Regions from separate parts of the Mus musculus genome. Here region 2 is linked to region 1. Evidence: chromatin loops called from intact Hi-C (ENCODE). Cell type or tissue: heart. All regions are shown on one strand. Links, peaks and the distances in the headings refer to the core of each region. The heading gives the core; the rest is flanking DNA.

Region 1 (5,376 bases), core at 312-5,311:
CACGGAGCACATATACATTCCATGCCCAAGCCAACCTATTTTACATGCATCACTCATACAGAATATGCTTCTGGGAAGAGCGTGCCTACTGAGTCTGATCATTGGGTAAACATCGATTAGATGTCTACTCTGTGTAGCCTGGTTAGCTGTGTCTAGAACTAGGCCCTTTGCTAACTCAAGAAAGGCAAGAAATGCCACATCCCAAGTGTCTACCATATGCCAAATCCTGTGTCAAGGGAAGTCTATGCTCACAGCAATACATGTAAGGCCACACATATATGCATTCATCCTCAAATATAAACACACACACTTAAGGTAGAATGTGCCCTGGCCCTGCTATCCCTGCCTCAGTGAGACTATGGACCATAGGACAGGTATTTAATGACACACTATTTGACATAGGAAACAGAGGTAAAGCAGCTAATGATTACTAAGACAATTAAAACTGGCTCTCAAGAATCCTAGACAGAGCCGGACGGTGGTGGCGCACGCCTTTAATCCCAGCACTTGGGAGGCAGAGGCAGGCGGATTTCTGAGTTTTAGGTCAGCCTGGTCTACAGAGTGAGTTCCAGGACAGCCAGGGCTCCACAGAGAAACCCTATCTCAAAAAAACAAAATCAAAACCAAAACCAACCAACCAAACAAACAAAGAACCCTAGACTGTTCAAGCTGGGAGGAAGAACCGCAGAGACCAACCTCCTTATGCCTACCAATGACATATGTTGTAAGTGTATCTTGCCAGCCCTCACAGGCTTTGAGGACTAAGCCACACCTCTGGGTTCCAGGGACCCTGGGGAACTTCTATAAGCTTTCCCATGCACCCCATCACTTAAGGTCTGACTTAGCTCCACTTACTGCTTAGTATGAAGAACAGATGGAAAATTAAAGATAGCTAGGCACTCTGAGAGGTTTGAGGATAAAGGAGGCCAGTATAATTGTGTCACACAGGAGAATATAGCAGGGGAGACATAATGGTCACAGACTAGTCCATTACAAGAGCAAGGGCAAGTCCAGCAGGCTGATAACAGAGTCCTGAGGCTGGGGGCAGAACCAATAATGACCTAGCATAGCAGTCACCCAGCCCAGCCTAACAGGTCAGTAGACTCAAGCAAAGGCTGCTGAAAGGCTGCTGAGGTAAAACTGTTGGCCCATGCCTACTGACCTGGCACTGGAGGGAAGAGGCCTCTTCTTGGCTTGGCAGCTGGAATCCTTTGTCTAGGGAGCCTTGAGCCCAAGGATGCCAAGCATGGATGAATTTGTAGTTGATGTTGCATCCTTGAAAGTTTTCTGAGCTAAGTGTGGTCCCAGTACTGTACCACCCTAGTTGTATGGCTTTGGGCAAGTCATTTCCTTTCCTTGGACTTGGATCTCAATGTTTACAATGAAAAAAATGTTAGAATAATAAAATAAAATAATATTGCCTGAACACAAAAGTTTTTCACAGATTCCCTGCCCCAGGGAAGAGACAGTGAGGAGTTTAGATTTTGTGCCTCTAGGACTCTGATGTTAACTATTTGACTGGGCTGAGGTGCCACAAACAATCATGGATGATAGGTAAACAAACAAATATGGCTGTGTTCAGTAAAGCTTGGTCTTTAGCAACAGGCAACAAGCCATCTTGGCCTGCAGGGTTTAGATGTTGACCTTTGAACTAGATACTGTGCTAACCACTTGAATTCAATTATCTCATTTGATTCTCAAACAACTGATATGTATGTGTGTATGCTATTATATACTACATATACATATGTATACACTATTATTAGTATTATCCCAATTTGATATTTGGGTAAACCAAGGCATTAAACAGTTAAGTAACATACCCAATATTCATACCAAATATTATATAGCTGGAAAATGGCCTAGGCAATCTTCTTACCCAACAAGTTTACCTCCTGAGCCTACAGTCTTAACCTTTATACTGCATGCCTTGCAGAACAAAAACAATGATAATAGAACAATACCAATCATCACTTGTATTTCCATGGATTCATACATTATCAGAAAAGTGATCAGAAATACAGAAGTTTTCCCTAAGGAGTGGTAGTATCCCATTGGTCACAATCAGTTCCACATTGTGTCAAAAGTCATTTACTGCTAATCACAGCTTAAAGGAATGACTTGGTATTGTTTTTAAAAATGTGAATTGACCCAGTGTTATCTCTTTAACAAAGTCTTTCTCATGTGCATTCAGCTCTGTTTCCTGGAAGGAGCCCAAAAAGACTGAGCTTTCAGCTGCTGGCAAGGAATGCCAAGGAATGGCAGGGATAGATGCCTCACGGCATCCACAGGTCCACTGTCCACTGGCCCCACAGAGAGAAGCAAGGACAGCAGGTCATGGCTGGTATGTCCAGTGCCCCTGGATTGATAGTAAGCCTGGAGGAGTTGAGTTAAACATCCCCATTGAGCAACTGAATAACGTGAGACTCATAAAAGCAGAAAAGTACTCAAAGTTGCAGTCTAATGCCGGACAGGGCACAAATCACAGCAGAACAAAAGCTGTTCATATCACCTTCTTTACTGTGTATCACTCTCCCTCTCCCTCTGTTTCCCTACTTGTAAAGTGGGGATGCTACCAGCACTGTGCCTGAATGGTGCCTGTTGCCGGTTAAAAAGACAGGAGTGCCTAAGGCTTCTGAGACAAGGAGTCTTAGCTTGGAAAAGAGAAGGAAACTAGAACTGACATTTAAACTATATGCTAGGCTTGACGAGGCTATGAGTTCCAAGCCAGTTTAGGCTAGAGGGTATGACTAAAATGGATAGACAGATAATGTAATAGTAAATAAAGTCAAGGGTGATGGCACATATTTGTAATCTGAGCCTTAAGGAGGCTAAGGAATAAAGATCAGGAATTTGAGGCCAGCACGGGCTACATAGCAGGACCTATCAAAGAAAAAAACAAATGAACAAACAAAAAAACAATACCCGAACTATGTGCCAGAAAAGCTGTCAAAAGAATCTTGGTGGGAAAAAAAAAAGTTCTCCCAATAACTAGAAGGTAGGAATAGCCATCTCCATTGAGCGATAAAGAAACTGGTGTGCTAAGGTCTCCTGACTAGAAGCTGAGCCAAGTATCTGCTCCTTACCTCAGCTTACCTCGTCAATAGCCCTCCCCAAAGGAAACCAAAAGGAAAACTGACAACCCCCATGCTCCTCTACCCCAGCCCCCACCCAAACCATCACGTCCTGAGTGACTTCCTGCCCAATCCAAAACAAAGCCTGGAAAGAACTTTCTCTGGGACATCATGAGCCTCCTCCCAGGGTGTGGAAGTTGAGGACCCTGGTATCGCCCAGGTCTGACCCCAGTGAGTTGTCTCTGGGAACAATGGCCAGAGGCATCTCCCAGGGCTCCCACTAGGGGTGGTAGGTAGGATTCAGGATGGGCTGGCCTGGGCATTGTTTAGAATGCACATTTCCTGGTGACATGGGCAGCTGGAGCCCCTGGGCTTCTGGAGTTGACCCAGGAACACCAAGATCTTTCCTTCCCCGGAGGAAAAAAACAGTTCTTTCTATGCCCATCTTCCTCTGCCCCAGATCTGCAGAGTTAAGCTCACCCACCTGCTCCAACCCAGGAGAGCACACAGGCTCCCAGCCACTACTGCTACCACACGGGAATGGCTGCCCAGTGCCAGTAGGCTGAGACCCGCCCACCAGCACACAAGGAGGCAAATGGGAGTCAGGCAAGTGAAGTGCCTGGGACAGTTGGGCAGTAACAAGTTACCAGTATCTCCACTGGTGCAGGTACAAGAGCAGAGTAAGGTAGCACTCAGCTTGGCATGTATCTCTCAACCCACTCCATAGAGGACTATGTAAGTAGCTTGCTCCCCATTCATAATCGGCTTGAATGCTGGCTGCAGGCACAGCCCTGCAGTAAACGATGAACCAGTGAACACAGGGACTGGGAGCTACCAAGGCATCCAGGCAACCAAGAGAAAGGACTAACCCGTCAGCAATGTGAGGAACTTGCCCCCAGCCCTTGCCCCGCCCCACCCGTGCCTTTGATCACAGGCAGGCCAGCCCTGGCCCTGCCCTCCACATGGCCACATTTCTTCAGTCTCCCCCGCCCCCTGCCCCCACACCACATCTGGGAAGGGTGCTGCTGTGCCTTTGGGCCTCACCTCTGTGTGAACCTCTTCTTTGATCGCATCATCCAGAGGGAGGGAAAGAAACTAGGAGAAAATCCCCTTTCCGTTGCACTGCTATCCACAGAGCACACTTCTCACGGCTCAGAGGAGTCAAGCAGCATGCTGAGGGGCCTCCAGCAGAACAAGAAACCAGTGTCCTAAGCCTGACCTTCAGTAGGCTAAGTCTTCAAGGAGTCCCGCAGGATTGAGTAGAAGGAAATGGGGAATGTGCCCTCAGATGACAAAGAGGCAGAGAACTTACTTCTCCATCTTCGCCATGCTGATAAATATAGCTCATATACATATAATTATAGCCCTTGGCTCTCACAGAGCACACCCATGTGCTCCTTCATCTAACCCTGCTAACGACCTAGGCAAGAAAATGTTATCTTCATTCTACCCTATGCATGGGCAAACAAACGTTTCCACGGTGAAATTCATGTATTTATCCGGAGTCACACCAGAAAGAGTTGGGACTAGGATTTGATGTCAGGCTTGTGGTTCCTACAAGCCTGGCCTTTTCAGTGGGGAGTTCTGAGGCTACACAGAAGAGCACCTGGCCAGTTGTCAATGGGATTTCAACTGGCAACTTAATAGGTACCCATTGAGGCTGCACCAAGGAGGTAGGTAGAGTCACAATGATCATGATTTCCAAATGAGCCTGGGTTCACAGTAGGACCCTTTGTCTCAAAACAATAAGAAACCAACCAAACAAGAAAAGCTCCCACCACATTAAAATGAAACAATAACAGCAACACCCAGCTGAGTGTGACAGTGCAGATCTATGATCCCAACACTAGGGAGGCAGAGATAGGAGGATCAGGAGCAAATCCAACCTGGGCTACACACACACACACACACACACACACACACACACACACACACACACATATCCAAAGATCCCAATTGACATGTTCGTTCATGTCATGAACTAGGGTCAGGTCTTGTCATCCTGCTAATGCCACCCAACCTGGCCTTTCAACAATCCCATCCCTGACATTTCTGTCTGCTGTCCCACTAACCTCTGTTGGTTTTACCCCTTGTACTTCCTACTGGGGTGCCTCATGGCTAGCTCTAGAAGCAGGAGCCTGGAGCTGCCTTCCCAGCAGCCTGCTCCTGGGGCAGATGCTCCCCAGCTTCTCTTGTTGTCTAGCCTGTGCCATGGCTCAGGGCCTGGGCTGGGTGGGCTAGGGAGGAAAGCACATCCCCAGGCCAGGAAGCAAAAGGTTTGTGAGGCTTTCTGGGCCCAACT
Region 2 (5,376 bases), core at 160-5,159, 58 kb before region 1:
TTCTCACCAAAGTGGGATGCTTGCCACAGATCATTCTGGATTTGGTGCAACATCTGAGCCCAGCAAGCAGTCAAAGCAGAAAGGACAGTTCTTTTCACTTCCACTGCCACTTAGGTCTGAGATACATCACCGGGATTACTGTCATAGCTTCTAAACTGCTTCCTTGTCTCTCCTTTTTTAATTATTTCTACATCAGTCTACTTGTATGACAGCAGCCAAAGCGATTCTGCTAAAATGTAGGCAAGTGACTGTCACATTGCTGAGACCCCTGTCCTGTCTCCTCATTTCACTTTGAATAAGAGCCAAACCTTCACCATGGCTTGCCCACCCAGCCCTGATTTAGTGTGCATTCCTCTCCCAGATTTACCTGGAATGTCCCTTTGGCAGCCTGCATGGCCTCTTTTCTATACTTCAACCCATTCAGCAGCAGCCTTGCCACCTCAGGGGCGCTGCACTTGCTTGGAATGCGCGCTTTCTGGTTGTGCGCATGCCTGGCTTCCTCACCCAGATCAGCTGTTGATTTCAATCTCCTCTGTTTTCAGCGACACACTCTGATGGGTAATCTTGCCAACTTGAGTGGATTGAGAAGCTCCTGGGGGATTCATAAAGCACAGATCAGACTCTATCTGGGCGAGTATTTCTCTAGAGGGTTAGCCAACAGGAAAGAGCCCACCTGAATGTAGGTGGCACTCTCCCACTGGCTGAGATGCACAAGAAGAATAAAGCAAAAGAGCACCCACAGCACAGCCATCCCCTTCTCCCCTCCATCTTTCTCTTTCTCTCCTTCCTGGCTGCCATGATGTGAACTGTCCCCTCTCTGCCCCCAACACACACACACACACACACACACACACACACACACACACACACACAGAGAGAGAGAGAGAGAGAGAGAGAGAGAGAGAGAGAGAGAGAGAGAGATTATACCCTCTCTGCTATGGATTGAAATCTCCATGAGAACAAGGAATTCTGTCACTTTTGCTCATTTCTGTGTCCTCACCACTTGGTCTGGGTACATAGTAATTGCTCAGTAAATCATTTTTGAGTGAACAGATGAATGAACGGCTGAGCAAGGTCACCTGGACTGGTGGTTTTGAGGCTTTCTTCTAGAAGCAGAGAAGTCCACATTTGTCTGGCTGACTCCATTAATGCTTCCACTCTCTGCTCTACCCCTGCTTCTTGGCAAGCAGCAGCGAGAAGTCTGAAATGCTGGGCTAGCTCGTGAGCAAGTTGGGAGATCACTCCTGCCTGGAGGCCTAAGACCCAGGACCCCTTCCCAGATAAAGATAGGTTCTAAAGCTTCAAGAGTTTGCTTTCAAACGAGAAATCATTTTGTTCCTTGTTTCTTTCTCATAATAGAAGCAGTAAATGTTCAAAAAATCGTTGCCAGGCAATTTTCAGTGTTCCATAAATAGGAATAGGTTCTCTTTCCCAATATTGAGCCCCTAACAGTGTCTCGATCCAGCCTTGACTACCGTGCCTACTGTCCTAGCAATATCCTTCTGCATCAGTGCTGTAGAGTGACATGCTTGGTTTCCCTAGTCACAGTGCATGGACACACCGTAATTCCTTTAGCTAAGCCACTTTTTTTTTTCTCTGTGCTATAATAATCAGGCCACGGACATCCTGATAAGTACGTCTCTGCTGACCTATTCTTTCCGCAGGATGAATTCCCAGAAGTGCAATTGTTTCATCACACAGGCCCTCTTTTAAAGACTCTAGATGCTATTGTCCAAATGTGGGAGGATGCCAGCTCTAAGGAGTTGCAGTGACCCCCTGAACTGTGTTTTCGTCCGACAGCTCTCTTGCCTCTCTCACGCTCCTCCCTCTGGAATGCCCTACGAAGGAGAGTGGCGAAATATTCAACTCAACCTCCTCAGCGGTCAGAGCGTGCCAAGGGCTATTTTAGATGCCTTCTGCATTTTAGCCGATTTACTTTACATAGCAGTCTTTTGTGTGGTTGGGATGGGACTCAGTCTTACCCATGATAGGCAAGAACTTCACCAATAAGCGACACCCCTATCTTGCTCCCCTTGTAAATTGGGAGGCAAAGTCTCACTACAAAGCCCAGGTTGGCCTTGAACTCGTGATCCTCCTGCCTTAGTCTCCTGGATACCACCACACTCACTCAGCAGTGTGCAATCTAAAAATATTTGTAGTTCCATCTATCAGACAGATAAAAAACCCCTATGGCCACAAGGTGAAATAGCTTCTCCAGAGTCATGTACCTGGCAGAAAATAGGCAGATTCAAGACCAAGGAGTCTCAGACAAGAACCCAGCAGAATCCCTCCATTGCAAGGGTGCTTCTGGACAGACACAGGCCTTTGGAGCCTGGCAGACCTGGGTGCACTGCCTCTCTGTAACTGAATGATGTTTGGACAATCCCTTCGCATCTGTTTCCTCCCTCACTGTAAATCAAGCTTGGTCACTCCTACCCTACCTGCTTTTCAGGGACATTCAGTGTGCTAACATGCAGCAAGGACCCTTGGTAAATGTGATCTCTTTGTCACTCTCTATGACCTGACCCTTTCACACTCCCTCTCCCAGACCCCATGACTGTAAATCCCGTGGGAAAGAAAACCAAGTCTTGACTCTTCCCCCGAGGTTTCCGAGCCTTGTGTTTCTGGCCTTTTCTCACGCCATCTCCCTCACAGGCCAGAGCCCAGGAAGTGTGCATTTCAGAATATCTGCCCCTACCCACAGCCAGATAACCCCACAGTGGCCGACTGACAGTTGGGGCAAGCCAGCCCCACCCCCTCCCAGCTTCCAATGCTGGAAGTGGAGCAGGCAGGATGGTTGGCTCCCCTCACCCTGCTCCCACCTTCTCTGCTCCCTAGTCCCTGGGCTCAGCTCGCCTCAGATTCCCGGCCTCTGAAATCATTGCTCCAGCCCACCGGACTGGGCCCCGGGCCAGCTCCTCCAGCCCTGGGCTCGCCGGCAGAGTCTTCGCCTTTGCTCCCTGAAGACTAATCACTGTCCTGTCAGCTTGGCCCTCTTCCCCTGTATTATTGTACAGAAATAGCCCTGGGTCCAGCTTCCCCTCCCTCCCTCCCTCTCTCCCTCCCTCTCTCTCTCCCTCCCTCTCTCCCTCCCTCTCTCCCTCCCTCCCTCCCGGCACACCCTGCCAGAGCCTCACTGCTGGGCTCTTCCATTTGTGTTTCCTCCTCCTCCCTCTTCTCTCCCCTCGTGTGCTTGTGTGGATGTGACTTGACCCTGCCTGCTGGAGCCAGGCACAAACTAGAGCCTAGTCCTCCTCTCCAGGGACTGGAGGCTGTGGAGGTGAGAGAGCATGGTAGCTGGTGCAGAGCCTCTGCCAGGGGGTTAGGAGCACACAGAACTTGCTTGTATGCTCACTGGGCCATTGCTCTTGGCCAAAGAAACCCCTTGGCTTCTTTTTGCTCCTTCTAGGTTGCCTCGTCTACTCTCCACAGACAGGACAGAGTGGACACCGAGTTGTTCCTTGGCAGAGCAGGGCTGTCTGGAGAGGTATGATGACAGTCAGCATTGGGGTGGGTGAAGGATGCAATCAAGGAGCTCTGGGAGTCTGTAGCCCCACCTGAAGCCATAGCAACAGGCAGAGTCCAGGGGCAGATGATACCAGGGGCAGACGATTCCAAGCAACAACAGAAAGTGGCAGGCGAGCTAGAATAGAGGTGTGGACTCCAAGCCTAAAGGGGACCAACAAAGGCAAGACAGAGAGATTCTGAGAGCTGTACAGGTCACCCAGGCACTAGAAAGGTCACCCAGTGACAAGAGCAGGGATTGGCAAAGTTGAATACTGGGTATGCTATCAAGCTGTGCCTAGAATCAGGACAGAGAATCAGGTTCAGAGCACAGTAAGCAGAAAAAGACTGTGGGGATGGGGTCAGAGGAGCCTCCGATGTCGAAGCTAGCAGGGTGGGCCCGAGGTTGGTCATGTCAAAATGAGTTGCAGGCTTGAGGCTTGAAGGAGGAGCCATGGAAAGAACCCCAACTGAGTGAACATTTCTTACAGGCCAGGTATTGTTCTCGGGGGTTTATATGGTAGCGCTCATTCCCTCCCCGCACGACTTTTACAGCCCGTGGGAGGTGCCATCACCCCCATTGCTTTAAAAATGAAGAAATTAAGTGCATAGAATGTTGAGGCTGCACAGAGCCTCACAGTAAACAGAAGAGTCCAGACTTGAGCACAACAGGCTTTGTTCTACAGTTTTGGTTAAATCTCTACTTGGAAAAATAAAGTACAATAGCATATACTTAAGAACATGCCACGATGACGCTTATTACTGTATCTGCTAACTTTACAAATGATTTTTTTAAAACCCTCCATTGAGGGTTATACAACTATAAGAGTCAGACTAAGCAAAGAACTTACCCAGAGTTCACGCTCTGGGAGACAGGTGGACAGGAGAGAACTCCTGGAAGCCAGGCCCTGTCACTCATACACTGTGTGTGGGATCATGGGCAAGCTACTTCTCCTTGAACCTCTGTCTCCTCATATATAAAATGGGCCAGCAGGATTGTGGGTTGCATAAAAAAGTACCTTCTGACAGATGTGGTGGCATATGGCTGCAATCTCAATATTTGGGAAGCTAACGGAGAATCACAAGTTTGAGGCTAGCCTGGGCTACATAATGAGACCCTGTATGAGCAAAAGAAATGAAAGTAACTTTTTCCTTGCTTCCTAAGAAAAACTCCAGTTGAGCTCTATGTCATGAGGGAGCTTCCGTGAGCTCATCTCATAGATGACAGGGCTGCAGAAGATAAGACATGTAGCTAGACTTAAGGAAGGTGTGGCACCAGAGTTAAGGAAGGGGACTTGGGGCCTCTCCAAACCTTCCCTGAATGTGGATGAGGAAATTCATTGTCTCCCCCAATCCTTCCAGTAATTTCTCAAATTCATCATTCCTTGCTAACAAGAGGGAGCCAGACCACAGTGGTTTGGAGCCAGGTCAGACCCTCATTGCAGCATTAGGGGGTTCTGCCCAAGTCTGTAGCATGATCTTCCATGACACCCCTCTATGGTCCTCACTGTCCTTCATTTTTAAGCCAAATTATTTCCCCTTTTAGAACCCCCAGCCTTGGGCTTTGCTTCTCTGGATCTAGCAGATGGAGGACCCTTTGCCTCAGGAATGAGGGCAGAGGTAAACAGGAAGAAGAAAAGGTGGGGAGGAGTGGAGTAGATAGGAACAGAGAAATGGAAAGTGCCAGAAAGGAGGGCTTTATTCTGCTCTCCTCTTCCCTGCCAGAGGAGCTAGGCAGCCTTGGCTGTGTGACTCTGGGGTCACAGTTAAACACCTCCTTTAACTAAAATAGGTATATATGTTCCTTGGTGAGTTCAAATCCTTGCTCTGTATCTTCTTAGCAGTATGCCCTGGGGACGGAACTCAGTCTTC

The links. A loop is a pair of places that touch in the nucleus more often than their neighbours do. Peaks named below come from ENCODE experiments on the same cell type or tissue, not always from the same donor. Only the 100,000 strongest peaks of a DNase experiment are listed, where the experiment ranks them.
Region 2: a loop joins it to region 1, with 5 times the contacts of the local background. A loop is called at or near these places in 5 of 42 quality-filtered maps.

What each region holds. Positions count from the first base shown.
Region 1 is chrX:99,231,136-99,236,511 of GRCm38, reverse strand. No RefSeq gene overlaps it. Among named protein-coding and RNA genes, the nearest start is that of Gm46674, 35 kb to the right of the region's middle. In heart, for the core only: a CTCF peak has its summit at 3,365; a DNase peak (open chromatin) is centred at 3,191; H3K27me3 peaks cover 1,404 bases.
Region 2 is chrX:99,289,299-99,294,674 of GRCm38, reverse strand. Gm30649 (a long non-coding RNA gene) reads left to right here and starts at 3,075. Exons shown (of 3, transcript XR_386998.3): 1 at 3,075-3,280; 2 at 3,410-3,487. It overlaps Gm39528 (a long non-coding RNA gene), which reads right to left. Exons shown (of 3, transcript XR_878181.2): 2 at 368-592. In heart, for the core only: no CTCF peak of the experiment used is centred there; DNase peaks (open chromatin) are centred at 1,644 and 2,844; H3K4me3 peaks cover 220 bases; H3K27ac peaks cover 2,374 bases; H3K27me3 peaks cover 1,865 bases.